2 separate regions of the Homo sapiens genome follow, and region 2 is linked to region 1. A link is an interaction called in ENCODE POLR2A ChIA-PET data of the cell type or tissue named here. Cell type or tissue: GM12878. All regions are shown on one strand. Each heading gives the region's core, and the rest is flanking DNA. Links, peaks and the distances in the headings are about the cores only.

Region 1 (8,340 bases), core at 242-8,241:
AATCATGCTGCTATAAAGACACATGCACACGTATGTTTATTGTGGCACTATTCACAATAGTAAAGACTTGGAACCAACCCAAATGTCCAACAATGATAGACTGGATTAAGAAAATGTGGCACATGTACACCATGGAATACTATGCAGCCATAAAAAAGGATGAGTTCATGTCCTTTGTAGGGACATGGATGAAGCTGGAAACCATCATTCTCAGCAAACTATGGCAAGGACAAAAAACCAAACACTGCATATTCTCACTCATAGGTGGGAATTGAACAATGAGAACACATGGACACAGGAAGGGGAACATCACACACCAGGGCCTGTTGTTGGGTGGGGAGAGGGGGAAGGGATAGCATTAGGAGATATACCTAATGTTAAATGAGGAGTTAATGGGTGCAGCACACCAACATGGCACATGTATATATATGTAACAAACCTGCAGGTTGTGCACATGTACCCTAAAAGTTAAAGTATAATAATAAAAAAAAAGTTTTTCTACAAGAACAAGATAAAAAGAAACCTAATTAAATCAAATGTTAACATAACCTCAGAAAATCTTCATGAAAGAAGTTCTACCCAAGTCCTCATGTGAAACAATATAATACACATCTCTAGCATCCTGTCTTAGTAACTCATATTATTTTCCCACTTCTGAGATGATTTTAATTGCTAATTCTCTTCAGGGATACTTACATATCTGCCTTCTCCTCTGACTGAGGGGTGCCCCCAGGCTTTCTATTCTTGACTATGGTCAAGCCCTTTGGATGTTAAATTCAGGAACAAATTTATCTTCCTTGAGGATTAAATGAATAGATAGATAGATAGATAATAGATAGACATCTATCTATCTATATATATCTATATGTCTGTGTATATATATGTGTGTATATATGTAAGTGTATATGTATACACTTATATATATATATATATACTTTTTTTTTTTGAAACAGGGTCTTGCTCTGTCGCCCAGGCTGAAGTACAGTGGTATGATCACAGCTTACTGCAGCCTCCACCTCCTAGGCTCAAGCGATCCTCCCATCTCAGCCTCCCAAGTAGCTGGGACTACAGGCAGGTGCCACCACACCCACTATTTTTTAAATTTTTTGTAGAGACAGGGTCTCCCTATGTTGCCCAGCTGGTTTCAAACTCCTGGGCTCAAGTGATCCTCCAACCTCAGCCTCCCAAAGTGCCTGGATTATAGGCATGAGCCATTGTGCCTGGCCTTTGAATTTATATACTTCTCAGGAAAGCTGGTCCAGAGTTTCCTGGTGTCCTTTGTAGGTCTGGTTTCCTGGACTCTGGACATTGTTAGTGTTGGTTTTCCTCTAGCATATTTTTAAAGATCAAAACTGAACTTCACTGGGTTAGAATGCTATTACTTTTATCAGGAAAAGGAAGGGGTAACACAGGGTAAGTCAGAGACAAAAAATGGCTACGCTCCAAGCAAAAGTAGCCTTTTCACCTCCAGTAACTTCCAAGACCTCTTTGGCACTATGAAACAAATTTTATAATTTAGACTCAGACTACCATCTTTATTTAAGGAACTCCCCATCAGGAAAATATTTTTATTTTTCCACATGAGGATACACTTTTTGAAAAAAAACAGAGAACAAGAATTACCTCCTTTAAAAAAAGAATAAAGAGAATAATAATTAATTAATGCATTGGTACCATACATCTGGAATATCAAGACACAGGTAGCAAAAAATCAGGGAAAGGCTGTGAATATTAGAAAAATAAAATATCCAGTAAACACAAACATAAAAGAAACTGGGAAGAAAAAGTCCAAGTTAAAGCAGAAAAATGTGCTCTATGAATTTTTTAAAATTATAAAGTACTTTAAAGACAAAGTACTTGAGGACAAATGAAGAATCTCCTATAATAATCATCAGGATCTGAATAATAAACTAAAATAGTCCCCTTGGTACACTGTAAAGTATGCAATTTTAATTATGTGATTTTTCTAGCTAATTTCTGCTTCAAAAACAGTAAAGTACTTCTGCTTACAAGGTGGCAGAGACAAGAACTTTTCTCAACCTCTCAAATGCACGTTGTCATCAAAATTTAAATTACCAGAAACATGCCTTTTAGTTAAATTACAATTAGTCCTTAGACAGATCTATTTACTGAGAATTTGCTATGTGCCCAACACTGTTGGCATATACTAAACAAGTTTGCTTTTTTAAAGCACTTTTTCCTTTTCACGTTCTCACAAAGGACATTTTAAAACAAACTATATTTGTTTTTCAGTATTAACTGCACGTGCTGAATACACCTATTATTATAAATCGCTCCTACTCAGGAGCATCTTAGCTTTTAAAAGACAAAAATATATCCAGTTGTATTTGTGTATATATATTGTAGATCAGTTATATATGGAAGTCAATCAACAATGATAAATACAAACAGATTGACAAATAAAACAACAATTTTGGGGGGAACGGAAATGGCACACTTGTCAGATGATATCCACAAATAATTAATTACTTCACACATTAAAGATATTCTCGTAATAATAGAGTCTCTTATAAAAGGATACTCATTACATTCTAACCATCTGTCATCATTCCACCCCAAAAAACTAATTAGGGTTTTGTCCAATCACACATTATAAATGATGCAAATATGGATGGTAAAGACACGGGTTGAAGAAGTTAACATGAGAACATTTGCAATTTAAAAATCATGGGCTTCAGAACCAGCCTTTCACGTTCCAATAATTAAACTGCTTATTTTTATGTTCTTTTTCTGATTAACGATTAGACATTAAACTTTAAAAATTAGAAACACTTACAGGTAGTAGAGTTTTCCTGCAGCAGGAAGTTCCCTTTTCCGGTAATCTATCCCAGAATCTAGCTGGACTGTATTACAATATTCCTACAATCCAAACAAATGAAGTGCCTTTTTAAACAAGTAGTGGCTCAGAATTACAATCCTTCCCTTATACTATACATTTTTAAAATTTTTCAAATGTTTGCTCAAAAACTAATATAATGAGATGACAAGAAAACAACAGAACTCATGCAAGATTCATAAAACTAAAGTTGCAATATTAAATATATCAAGCCACTGAAATATCAGTTTAAAAAAATTAAAATTTGCATCATGTTTTCTGAAACATTGCCTAAAAAGTGCTGTCAGCAAATTCCCCAAATAACTTCATCTGGGTTTTTTTTAAAATAGCCCAATTTCTAATACCCTGGAGTGAGAAACTAGAGGCTACCAGAAAGAATAACTCATGGGTCTTAAGCACCACAGGAGGGCAGAGGCAGCATAAGAGAGCTGGGAGTGGACAATGGTGGTTCACGCCTGTAATTCCAGCACTTTGGGAGGCTGAGACAGGCAGATTGTGTTTGTCCAGGAGTTTGAGACCAGCCTGAGCAACATAGCAAAACCCATCTCTACAAAAAATACAAAAATTAGCTGGGCGTGGTGGCACACGCCTGTAGTCTCAGCTATTTGGCCGGCTAAGCTGCGAGCATTGCTTGAGCCTGGGAGGTGGAGGTTGCAATGAGCTATGATCGTGCCACTGCACTTCAGCCTGGGCAACAGAGCAAGACCTTGTCTCACACACACACAAAAAAAAAAAAAAAAAAAAAGAGAGAGAGAGAGTTGGGCCAGAACATTAGTGTCCACATTTTAAACCAAATGACCAAACTAGAATGATGTCGTAGGTATGCCCATCCTTCGCTTCTAAATGGCTGCCACTGCCCATGTCTCCCTTTTAGTTTCCTCTCTGGCCACCAACATTTCAGTGCGCTTTCCTGCTGTGGATGCCTCCTTTCAACCCGAGTCACCCTGTGCCACTAATGCCCTTCTCTTCTCCCAAGTGCTCCTTTCTTTCCATTCCCCCAGGGTGCATATGTGCACACAAGCACATACACCACACACATCCCAAATTCTTACTTTGAGAGCAAATGTACTTTTGCAACACCTATCTTCTTGGTCAGTTGGATTTTGGGGGCAATGAGAGGAATATATGTAGGGGTGTGTGTGTGTGTGTGTGTGTGTGTGTGTGTGTGTGTGTGTGTGTGTGTGTATCTCTACATAGATGAGAGGCATACTTCATTTTATTGTGTTTCCCTTTATTGTGCTTCTCAAATATTGCAATTTTTACAAAGTGAAAGTTTGTGGCAACCCTGCATGAAGCAAGTCTATTGGCCTCAATTTTCCAACAGCATGTGCTCACTTTGTGTCTCTGTATCACATTTTGGTAATTCTTGTAGTATTTCAAACTTTTAAAAATTATGTCATTAATTATATGATCGGTGATCACATATTATGTGATCAGTGATCTTTGATGCTATTACTGTAATTGTTTTAGGGTACCACAAACTGCACCCATAGAAGAGGGTGAACTTAATTTATACATGCTGTTTGCATTCTGACTGCTATACCAACTGGCTGTTTCTCTCTCTCTCTCTCTCTCTCTCTCTCTCTCTCTCTCTCTCTCTCTCACCTTAGGTGTCCCTATGCTCTGAGAAACAAGAATATTGAAATTATGTCGATTAATAGCCCTACAATGACCTCTAAGTGTTCAGGTGAAAGGAAGAGTCACACATCTCTCACTCTCAACCAAAAGCTAGAAATGATTAAGCTTAGTGAGGAAGGTATGACAAAAGCCACAACAGACAAAAACCTAGGCCTCTTGCAACAAAAAGTTAGCTAAGTTATGATTGAAAAGGAAAAGTTCTTGAAGGAAATGAAAAGTGCTACTCCAGTGAACACATGAACCACAAGAAAGCAAAACAGCCTTATTATTGATATGGAGAAAAGTTTGAGTGATCTGGATAGAAGATCAAAACAGCCACAACATTCTCTTAAGCCAAAGCCTAATCCAGAGAAAGGCCCTAACTCCCTTCAATTCTATGAAGGTTGAGAGAGGTGAGGAAGCTGCAGAAGAAAAGATGGAAGCTAGCAGAGGTTGGTTCATGAGGTTTCAATAAATAAGCCATCTCTATAACATAAAAATGCAAGGTAAAGCAGCAAGTGCTGATGCAGAAGGTGCAACAAGTTATCCAGAAGACTTAGTTAAGATCATTGATGAAGGTGACTACACTAAACAACAGATTTTCACTGGAGATGAAACAGCCTTCTGCTGGAAGAAGATGCCAACTAGGACTTTCATAGCTAGAAAGGAGAAGTCAATGCATGGCTTCAAAGCTTCAAAGGACAGGCTGACTCTCTTGTTAGAGGCTAATGCAACTGATGACTTGATGTTGAAGCAAATGTTCATTTACCAATCTGAAAATCCCAAGGCCCTTAAGAATTTTGCTACATCTACTCTGCCTGTGCTTTATAAATGAAATAACAAAGCCCTTGGATGGCAGCACATCTGTTTACAGTATGGTTTACTAAATATTTTAAGCCTACTGTTCAGAGCTACTGCTTAGAAGAAAGATTGTTTTCAAAAGATTACTGCTCATGACAATCCACTTGGTCATCAAAGAGCTCTGATGGAAGTGCACAAGGAGATAAATGTTGTTTCCCTGCCTGTTAACATAACATCCATTCTGCAGCCCATGCATGAATCAAGAAGTAATTTCAACTTGTAAGTATTATTATTTAAGAAATACATTTTGTAAGGCTATATCTGCCATAAATACCTTTTGTGAAAGGAAGAGTCAATCTATATAGCAACCTTCAACATTATCTTAAGAAACTGCCACAGCCACTCCAACCTTTAGCAGTCACCATCCTGATTAGTCAGCAGCCATCAACATCGAGGCAAGACCAGCAAAAAGATGACCACTCACTGAAAGTTCAGATGATTATTGGCATTTTTAGCAATAAAGTATTTTTTTAATTAAGGTTTTCTTTAGACATAATACCATTGCACACTTAATAGACTATAGTATAGTATAAATATAACCTTTATATGCACTGAGAAACCAAAAGCTTCCTGCAACTCATTTTATTGCAATACTGTTGTATTGCAGTAGCCTAGAACCAAACCCTCGATATCTCTAAGGTATGCCTGTGCAGATATAGATAGATAGATAGATAGATAGATAGATAGATAGATAGATAGATGGGAGATATTCACTTCAGTAGAAGAATGGTGACTAAGGGATTTCAGGACAAGTCAAGAAACAACTATAGGCTGACATTTTGTTTGCATTCAAAATGAAAATTGTCTTAATGGCAATTCATGGGAAAAATATATTTTAACAACATCACTATTTTTATTAATGAAAAAATGCAATTTTTTTTTTTTCGACAGAGTCTTACTCTGTTGCCCAGGGTGGAGTGCAGTGGCATGATCTTGGCTCACTGCAACCTTCTCCTCTTAGGTTCAAACAATTTTCATGCCTCAGCCTCCCAAGTAGGTGGGACTACAGGCATGTGTCACCATGCCCCGGTAATTTTTGTATTTTTAGTGGAGACAGGGTTTCTCCCTGTTGGCCAAGCTGGTCTCGAACTCCTGGCCTCAAGTGATCTGCTCCCCTCAGCCTCCCAAAGTGCTGGGATTGCAGGCATGAGCTACCACGCCCAGTCAAAAACTGCATTTTTCAAACCTTCGGAACCAACGTAATTGTGGTGGGTTTTAAGACTTGTACATTGTAAAATAATCTCTCCATCCCAACATGTTCTTCTTACAATGTGATGTTGATATTCCAGTTATCAAGAAGTGAAGTCTATGTCCCACTCCTTGAATGTTGTGACTATGATGGAAATGGTCTATGCAATAATATCCTAGGTGACACTTGAGGCAGCTTCTTATTGGTTGGAATGCTTGCTCCGGAACTCTGAAGTGCCAGTTGAGCATTTAATTGCCTGGAGGCTACTATGCTGTGAGAAAGCTTAAACTATCCCATACAGAGAGAGGAGGCCCTGGAGAGGCACTGAGATGACATGAAGACAGAGGTGTTGACAGTCCCCAGCTGTTCTAGCTGTAGCCACTCTTACTGAGGGAGCCAGAATTGCCAGCTGAGCCTTTACCAAATCCTTGACCTACAGAAACCAGGAGAGAATAAAGTAATGTTTTTTAAACCTCTTTTACAGTCATTTTACAGTAATTTGTTATGCAGCAAGAGATAATCAGAACAGCAATATCTGGGCACACTTGAGAAGTAGCAATGTTCTTCCTCCCTGAAAGTGCATCCTGGGTTGTACTGTTACGCAAGGGCTGAGGGCTGTTTATCATCTGCATCCAGGGCATAGATTGCATTTCCCCTCCTCCCATGCTGCAGGTGCTAAGGGGCTCAGGAGAGTAAAATAGGTGACCAACAATCCCCTGGAAATGAGGGGTTTCCCCAAGACTAAGGGGGGTTTCTGGATATAGAACTTTCAGTGCTAACACTAGGACAATCCTAGACAATCTGGGATGCTTGGTTACCCTGAGTGAAGACCCAAAGACTGGGTTGTGGCTAGTATAGGTATAGCATTTTGATTATATATCAGCAATTCTGAATTTGATTAGCATAAAATAACACCCAAGAAGCTGGTCCTCTAGGGAGGCCTACAAACCTAGGCTTTTGAACTAACATTTGAAGAACAGCCCTGAAAAACTAGCAAAAGTCATGGCTCCCTGCAATGCTGGCATGAGCAACCTGTTGGAGTCTCTATACAGATATCCCTAGCTCATCACTCCAAGTTGTCCAAACCCAACTCCCCAGGCCTCTCCTTTAGGACCTGGGCCCTATAACCAATCCCACCAGAGGAAAATACAGCATTGCCCAAAAACATGCATTCTACTCTCTCCTTGCCTCAAGATGTCCTGTGTTTTATATATATACTACATTACTTCTTGAGAAGAAAAGAGATATATGAATATATATTTCTCCCCTTGCCTCAAGATGTTCTGTGTTTTTCTTGATGTCATAAATGTGAAAAAATACTTTCTTTCCCTTGTTCCTGCTATAATTGCGAGAGCTCAGTCACCCAGTAAAAAAAAAAAAGAAGAAGGAAAAATGTCCTTATGCAGGGAACATGTCTTACTCAATCTCCCTGAGAAAAACCTGCCCTACTATGGTAAGCAATGGTCAATTTTTCATAAGCTATCTTTACTACAGACATCAAATACAGTGTCACAATACAGTCATATAAATATATTTGCCAGGTTCTCTATTTCTTTTAAACTACAATTTATCTTATATGACTCAGTATTCCTAATTTAGTCAAAAAGTTTTCTTATTTTTTGCTATTAAAAAATAAGGCTAATGAAAGTTATACAGCTTCAATTTCTCTTTCTGGGTAACTAACTTCTCGATCATATGAGTGATTAAGACCTACGAAATGATTGCATTTGTACATTCACTAATCACCACTGAGGAATACCTAATCAGCAGCAAAAGAACTATTACCAAAGCACTTAGATGTTAGCACTTAATTGTC
Region 2 (8,340 bases), core at 35-8,034, 290 kb after region 1:
GACTGCTAGCCCTGCCATTCACTAGCTTCTCTAAAAACGGTGACATTTTTTCCATTAACACCCCCTCCACACACACACATTCTTCTAAATTAAAATACCGAAGGTGAAAGGACAAGCTTTCCCATCAGCTAGCAGAGCTGATGGAATTGGTGTTAAAGAGACCCCTTCCCCAATCCCCTGTGATCGACCCCTCACAGAGGCCATTCAACCTCTAGAGAGTCACTCCTTTAAAATACCATTCCCCTTACCGATATGCAGAGTTAAGAGATGCTCAGACCAAGGAAATCGCTGGGAAAACCTACCAGCTGAGCTTGGCTGAGTTTTGATGTTTAGTATCCAAAAACATTCTGACACAAGTTTTTGTTTGTTTGTTTGTTTGTTTGTTTATATGAAGGAGGAAGTTGATTTGCATTTGCTTCCACATCATAATTCAACCTATGGCTGTTGTTTGCCCAGTGGATGGTGAGAGAGGAGGTGGGTCATGGAGCAGTGTCTGGCACATAGTAGGTGCTTGCTAAGTGCCAAATGAAAGAAACAGTGTTTGCAGGCTTGCTCTTGATTCTGCTGTGGATCTCTCTACAAGTTGTTTGATTCTTATCCAAATTTACCCCCCAAATAAACAAGAACAATCCAGAAAAGAGACGCTTGTTCTCTAGAATCCAGTGGGTCCTGAGTTGCAGGGTTTTTCTTGACACTTTTGAGCACTGTATTGCCAAAAGTAGTCTGTTACTCCCCACAAGTAGGAAGATGAACGCTGCTAACAACAAGGAGACAATGCTCTGTGTGACCACCCCCCTCACCCCACAACCTTAACAAATAACAAGTCATGTCTTTGCATTTATTCACACCCTTGGTTGGACAAAAATTCAGTTCTAAAGTCAGGCTGAGACTCCGAGGCTTCTAGAGTCCCGCTGCATCTTGACATTCTCTGGCTCCAAGAATAATCAAGTAGAAACATCTTTCTAGTCCCTTGCACCCTGGCACATAGTGGTGCTTTGTAAATGTGGAATGTATGAGTGAACCTGCCTGATGATACTCAATGAAAGCTACTGAAGCTTGAGGTGAAGGGCTCATTTTTGCTCAGCCCCAGCAATGGGGTAGGAAGGGAACAGGGACAGGTCCTCTGAATCTCCAAACCTTGGGAAGCAGTGCAGGTCATTTTTGGCTTTCTGAAAACAAAAGAATGACTAGAGAAACAAGAAAGCAGAACACAGACTACATCCAGGGAGATACTGGCTGCCAAGCTTTCTTCAGCCTCCTAATTTCCTGTGAATTACACAGTCTAACTTGGCTTCCATTTAGCGTGGAATCACAGAGCACATAAGTTACAAGGCACTCCTCTAATGTAGTCATTTTATAGATGAGGAAAGTGAGAACCTTAGAGACAACTTGTCCTTGCTTACTCACTGAGAGACAGAGATCATCCCCAGAACCCATATCTCCTGATGCTGAGTCCAGTGCTCTTTGAAATACTCATTCCACTGCATTCTACTGCATCCAGCTACCTCTCATTTCCCAGAAGGGCTTCTAGAAGCTCCAATTAAAGCAATTTCACTTACTTACTAGTGAAGTAATTAGAATTAAGAACAGTGTTTTGTGCATCTTGAAACTATAGTTCAGTATTTGTGCAACGTCAGCCTCCTTTACTTCACAGGGTTTTTTTCTAAATTCCCTTTCTGCCAGTACTTAAAATTTGCTGTGTTCCAAGGTATAGGAAACCTGTGAGGTGTCCTCTCTGTTTTATAGAAGGGATGATATGACCTACAGGAGCAATACTTAGAGACACAAATCATAGATGCTGAGAAAAAGGCAATGATTAGATTGACCAATTAATCGCTGAATTTGATCTGCCTGGATTGCCAATCTAGGCCTTTCAGATTTTAAAAACGTCCCTGTCTTCCCTTCACAGCAGCTTTAGGACCTACTTTATCCAGATTACTGTTTCAACACTTGTAGAAACAATTGTTATGTAAAACCAGGTACTCCAGTTTGAATGTGGCCAATATATTTCAGAATAAGCTACAATTCTTTATTATGTGGATGAGTATATCAGGACCACATATTTGATCTCTGCCAATGAAGTGAAAAGCATCATACATTCTACTATGCTTTGTTTCCAACAGATCTAGTTCACACAGTACTCTGTTGTCCTATTCTAGTAAGTAATTTCAGAATTCACATCACTTACAAAGATGCCGAGTGGCTATTTAGGGAACTCTGATTCAAAAAAAAAAAAAAAAAACCCTCCAAAACAAAACAAACCTCCCTCTCTCTTCTCCCTCCCCCAAACCCCACGTGCTTTGTGCAAGACGGAGTCAACCAGTGGGATTCACAGGAGGTCCCCAAGTCAAATGCTGCAGCTGCGTTTTAAAAAAGGGTTGGATAAACTACAGCCGTTAATAACATCTGTATCTATGCAAGCTAAGATGATGATAGGGGTAATCAGATCTCATGCTTCAGGGCATAAGATGATTGCCTGCTGGGAGGAGGAGGATTTGGCCTTTCAGGTACAGGAGTTCACAACTGAGGAGGTAGGTTGCAGACATTTCTCCTTAGCCTCTAAAATTTCAGGTGTAACTGTTGGGATAGGTGAAACAGTGATTTGAAATCTAACATTTCTATCAGATCAGGACATTAAATAATGAGATATTTGAAACACCAACATGCACTACATACAACATATGTGTATCTATCTAGGATATAAGTATTTTGATACCTTTTTGGAAGGCTGACATTGTTTGATATATTTTGACCATCTTTTAGTGCCAAGTGGATACTTGTTAAGTACTAAATAACAATGAAAACAGTGGAGGTAATTTGATTTTAGTCCATGCATTAATAGTTAGTTACAATGTGTAATTACCCAAGTATTCATAATTGTACATATCTGTATCCCTAAATATATGTATTTCCAGCTGCAGTAGCTAAATAATCATTGGAATTGCATATTTGGAGTGTACAGAAATGCATTCATTTTAATCTTTGGATCACCAAGTAATTTTTAAAATGTAATATTTATCTGGAAGAGTGAGAAAGCAATTTTGCAAAATAATCTTACCCTCTCTTGATTTCTTTAATATTTTCAAACCCCAAGAAAGGTACACTTTAGTACAGTTGCACAACTTAATCAATTTTGAAAACACTAGTGCAAGTGTGAGCAGGGTTAAATAATTCCATTTATTTAGACATGTAAACCATACTGAAGGTCATACAGTAGCAGACAGCTTCTACATTTCAGAGAGTAAAAATGTAGCCCATTTCTAGCAGAGTGGTTAGAGTTCTTTTGGCATGAAAGACATTCTTACTACTTACTGGCTTCATCGCTATTGCTAAACCATTCACTTCAGTTCCACACAGAGGGACTGCTCTGGAGAATATGGCTGTTAAATGCAATTTTTAAAATGATGCACAAACAGTTTTTAAAGGGGGAAAAATCCTGCAGCTGTTTGGCTGCAGACAGACATGGGAAATTAGTCAGAAGCCCAAAGCATCATAGTTAATAACCATTATTCTGTTGTCTGGGATGTTTGTTTAAATACTATTGACACTGTGTATGTATTGTCATCTTTTCTAAATTGTAGCTCTTAACCACTGAAATCTTGCTAAAGACCACCTAGGGTTTCCTCTGTATGATGCTGAAGTGTGTATTCACCTGATGGATAAACAAAAAACAGATTTTTTTTTTTTTGCTTCAATTTTTCTCTCATGTGCAACTAGTAGGAAATTTTCTGGACTAAAGGGAGAGATTGCTTAAGTACAGTAGAATTAGACGCTGTGGATTCCCAACCTTTGTATTTCTCATCTAGTGATAGAAGATGAACAAACCCATCAACTGATTAATACAATTCAGTTCTGCTTAAAATTCACAGATCTGTTTGGTATGAGACTGTATTTTAAAAGACTCCTACATGCCATTAAGTGTGAAGAAATCAGTAACTATTCTTTTCATCCACAGCATGTTGAGTCCCCCCCCACCCCATTTAAATTTTGCTTATTAAGTGAGGTCATTTGGGAGAAGAGTGGCTCTGGTGGGTGGGGAAAAGAAAATCTAACAGCTCAACTCCCAAGTTGAGCGCTCCAGATCATGGGCCATTCAGTACAAAGCGTTTTATATCTTGACTTATGAGGGGACAATAGCTGGTCTTACAAAGGCACCACCTGTGATTTAGCACGGTTGACATCTTTGTTAAGGAGGAGCCGGAGGGCAGTGGCGAAACAGCACGTGCACGATCCGGACCGCATTACGGCGACCGACCGACCTTCAAGACCGTTTCTCGCCGTCGCGGAGGCCTGGCCAGGTTTTCTGGCTTACAGTTTTTGGAAAGGGTGTGGGGAGAGAGAAAGGAAATGAGCGTCGTACACGCTGGTGGAGCCAAAGCTCTTGGACTTACGGCTTGCCAGCGCCCAGCTGCTCCATTTTACAGATGGGTAAAACGGAGGTCAGGTCCGCGGAGTGTCTGGCTCAGCAGGTGCAGTGGTCTGGACCCCCGCGGGGCTTCGGGACTGCAGGGCCGGGGGCGCGGGGGGGCGGCGCGGCCGCGGGTGGGACGCAGAGTCCCTGTTTTGGGCCCAACCTTCGGGCCGGTGGCTTTTTGCTTCCTTCCCGAAGGTCGCTTCTGACAAATCTATCTATTTGGGGCAAATTGTCAGTGAGAAACTTCCGCTCGAACTGCCCTGGACAAAACCGGCTGTTTGAAAAGGGTAAATCCCGCGGCCCGGCGAGGCCGAACAATGGGCCGCTGGTGCGGCTGCGGCGGGGGCGGCCGGGCGGGCCGCACAAAGGGCGGATTAATTGGGGCCGCGGCTGAGCGGTTCGCGCTAGCTCCACTCAGCCCGCGCCGCGGGGCGCCCCATTGACTGGGCCCCGAGCCCCACTTTTCACAAACTCCAAACAAAAGTCAATTTCTTTTTTATAAGGCGGGGGAGGGGGCCGCGGCCAAGATTCCCCACTTGTTCCTGCGACTCGCTCTTGCCGCATGGGGGGCTTCGGGGGCTCAAGGAACTGGAGGCAGAAGGGCCCTCGGGGATGCCCGAGAGGGGAAAGAGATGCGGGTGTGGCTGCCGCGTCCCTGTCCCCTCCTCCGCTGCCCCGCTCCGACGCGTGTCGCACCCTCTGGGCCGCACCTACAGGCAGGGGCTGAGATCCCAGCCCGAGGCCTGGAAGCCGCGAAGAAGCGGGATGAGGTGGTGGCCGGACCGAGGTGAAGGCTGGGGCACCCGGCTGGGGGAAGCGCAGGCAGGTGATTTGGGAGGAAAGAACACGTCCCTTTGATATTCTAAATCCTGGGAAGGGTGGCCATGCATTAGATAGTTATTGAGAAACTACTGTGTTCCCGATGGCGAATTTGCCTTCAATGGACAGACAAGTGGGTGGGGGGCAGATTTATAAGTCAATCAGTCAGCAGGTGAGGGACCGCGGTCAGTATGGGGCGCTAAAGGAAGTCACCATCCCTCTGTAAAATGATGAGATGGACTTGCCGGTGTAACATGTAGAAGATATCTAATTATAGACACAGACTTTGTACTTGGAGAAGTGGCGGTGATTAGAAAACAAACAAATAAATCCAAATTGTAGGACTAACATTGTCACTGGTCTATACACCCCGTAGGAAGGAACCAGGAGTTCGTCTCCTCTTGTTTCTCTTCTCTCAAAATAGGAGAATGACTGCAGAGGGCTCTTCAGCTGACACTGAGAGGAGCAGGAAATTCCTTTAACAATACAAATCGATACACTCCCTAGCCCACAAGCCTCTGCTGGAAACCGGATTGGCGGTGGTTGTACAAGACACTCCAGGCCTTGTCATTTCAAGGACTGTCTTCCAAAGTGAATGAACAGGAAAGAGAGACCATGTGCTGGTGTAAGGGAATTCATGTGTTGGCTGGAGCCATGTGCTAATGGATGATATTCCAAGACTTTATCCAAGGTGTTTCTTTGGGGAAGGAAGGAGGCTTGGATCTGTGGGCACTTGTGTGCTCTACAGCTGGCAAAGTGACTTTATGAGACTGTTGAAGTCTTTAATAGCCAGGCTTTATTGTGGAGTCCCTCCAGCGGCATCTGGCTAGTATACTGGCACCCCTCTGGGCAGGCTCAGTGAGAGGGGAGCTCTGATGCCAGGTAATGAATCTGTGGCAAGCTCAGTAAATGAGGTGAAGCAAATCCTCAAGGACAGGCTGAAACAGGGCTGGAGGCAGAGACCTAGGCGTTGACAGTGGGGAGGTAACAGCGGCCAGCGGACCTGCTGGCAGAATCCAACCTGGGCTCCTTTTCAACCACATTTTAAAGCTGTAGATTTAAAACGATCTTCTCCGGGCCAAGCTGTGAACACTTCCAGATTTCTGTTGAATCAGAGGCTGTGAAAATCAAGGGCAAATATTTATCTAAAGATGTCACAACTTTGAATTTCAATAATAACTTATCTGCTAATCTCTGATGGAAATCTAGAACAGCTGTTGCTCTATTGTGTATTTTGAATTCCCAAAAGACCAATTTGGGAATTGACATTTTTTTCCTCCACCAAATCTCAGTATGCTTTCTTTTAATTTACTGATGCCTTTGCAAGTTCAAATCAAATAAATGACAGGAATGGTAGCTCATTATGAAAGTTATTAAAGCCTGCCAAAAAATTGTATAGTTTTTACCTTTATTGGCAAGTGTGGCAATGCTGAGCATGTCCATGCCAGAAGTTGAGTGAGGGTGTAAAGGCTGGGATACTGAATTATTAGAAAGAAAAAAGAAAATATGAGTCAGACTGATGAAACTTCCAAATTAATGTGTAGATTTAGACAGAGTTAACAACAGGCTCTACTGTCTATTAATAGAGTTTATGACCACACCTTCTAAGAACATTCAGCACAGTTGCTTCTTATTTCTGTTTTACAGATGAAGGTCTTCAGAGAGGGGGACACTGGGTGATTTTGGAAAGGTCTACCCATGAAAGGTGTGAGTGACATACTGGTATCAAGCCTTTCTGTCACTCACTCTGGTTGATATTCAAGGCCTTGAATTACTCTTATTTATTTATTTATTTATTTATTTATTTATTTATTTATTTATTTATTTTTGAGACAGAGTCTTGCTCTGTCGCCCAGGCTGGAGTGTAGTGAAACGATCTTGGCTAACTGCAACCTCTGCCTCCAGGGTTTAAGCAATTCTCGTGCCTCAGCCTCCCAAGTAGCTGGGATTACAGGCACGCACCACCGCGTTTGGCTAATTTTTTGTAATTTTAGTAGAGACGGAGTTTCTCCATGTTGCCCAGGCTGGTCTTGAACTCCTGAGCTCAGGCAATCCACCCACCTCGGCCTCCCAAAGTGCGTGAGCCACCACACCCGGCCAGAATTACTCTCTTTTAGAATGAAGAATTATTTTGGAGTCACTTGATGTGGACATCATTAGAGGAAAGCAGTCCCTGGAGAAGTGATTATAATTAAACCTCTTTTTTTTCTTTTTTTTTTTCCCCTCTTACACTTGCAGGCTGAGCAAACACTGTTGGAAAGGCAGGAGGATGATCTTGGTACCCCTAAGCTTAGGTTGCCAGAAAAGTACAAAAATCTGACTGCTGATAATTGCGGAGCAGGGACAAGTACAGCACTAGATTTGGAATATGGTAGTAATAAACCAAAGGGAAGGGCTTATCCAGAGGTCGACTAGATTTAAATCAATAAGAGAATGGAATTTTCATTTTAAAAATGTATTATTTATTTATTATTTTTTGAGACGGAGTCTTGCTCTCTTGCCCAGGCTGAAATGCAATGGTGCGATCTCTGCTTACTGCAACCTCTGCCTTCCAGGTTCAAGTGATCCTCCTGTCTCAGCCTCCTAAGTAGCTGAGATTACAGGCATGCACCACCATGCCCGACTAATTTTTGTATTTTTAGTAGAGACTGGGTTTCACCATGATGGCCAGGCTGGTCTCGAACTCCTGACTTTAGGTGATCCACCCTCCTTGGCCTCCCAGAGTTCTGGGATTACAGGTGTGAGCCACCGCGCCTGGCCAGATGGAATCTTCTAACTCGTTCTTGGAGAGGGAAACAGAAGAGACATAGCCCAGCCTCAATGTGTTTAGTCAAGATCCCAGAAATAACACACAGTGGCCACTTGTTTGTTTTTTGAGACGCAGTCTTGCTCTGTCTCAGGCTGGAGTGCAGTGGCACAATCTTGGCTCACTGCAACCTCCACCTCCCAGGTTCAAGCAATTCTCCTGTCTCAGCCTTCTGAGTAGCTGGGATTACAGGCACATGCCACCACATCTGGCTAATTTTTGTATTTTTAGCAGAAACAGGGTTTCACCATGATGGCCAGGCTGGTCCCCAACTCCTGACCTCAAGCAATCCACCAGCCTC

Evidence for each region. ChIA-PET counts read pairs that join two places held together with the same protein. Peaks named below come from ENCODE experiments on the same cell type or tissue, not always from the same donor. Only the 100,000 strongest peaks of a DNase experiment are listed, where the experiment ranks them.
Region 2: POLR2A ChIA-PET joins it to region 1 with 11 read pairs; 2 of 35 experiments call an interaction of 5 or more read pairs at or near these places.

Annotation. Positions count from the first base shown.
Region 1 is chr6:108,441,754-108,450,093 of GRCh38, reverse strand. It overlaps AFG1L (AFG1 like ATPase), which reads right to left. Exons shown (of 13, transcript NM_145315.5): 8 at 2,798-2,880. Among named protein-coding and RNA genes, the nearest start is that of FOXO3, 110 kb to the left of the region's middle. In GM12878, for the core only: no CTCF peak of the experiment used is centred there; a DNase peak (open chromatin) is centred at 4,683.
Region 2 is chr6:108,154,213-108,162,552 of GRCh38, reverse strand. It overlaps OSTM1-AS1 (OSTM1 antisense RNA 1), which reads right to left. Exons shown (of 2, transcript NR_145458.1): 2 at 3,158-6,351. Among named protein-coding and RNA genes, the nearest start is that of NR2E1, 7.6 kb to the left of the region's middle. RefSeq lists enhancers at 2,217-2,718, 3,818-4,716. In GM12878, for the core only: no CTCF peak of the experiment used is centred there; no DNase peak of the experiment used is centred there; H3K4me3 peaks cover 858 bases; H3K27me3 peaks cover 657 bases.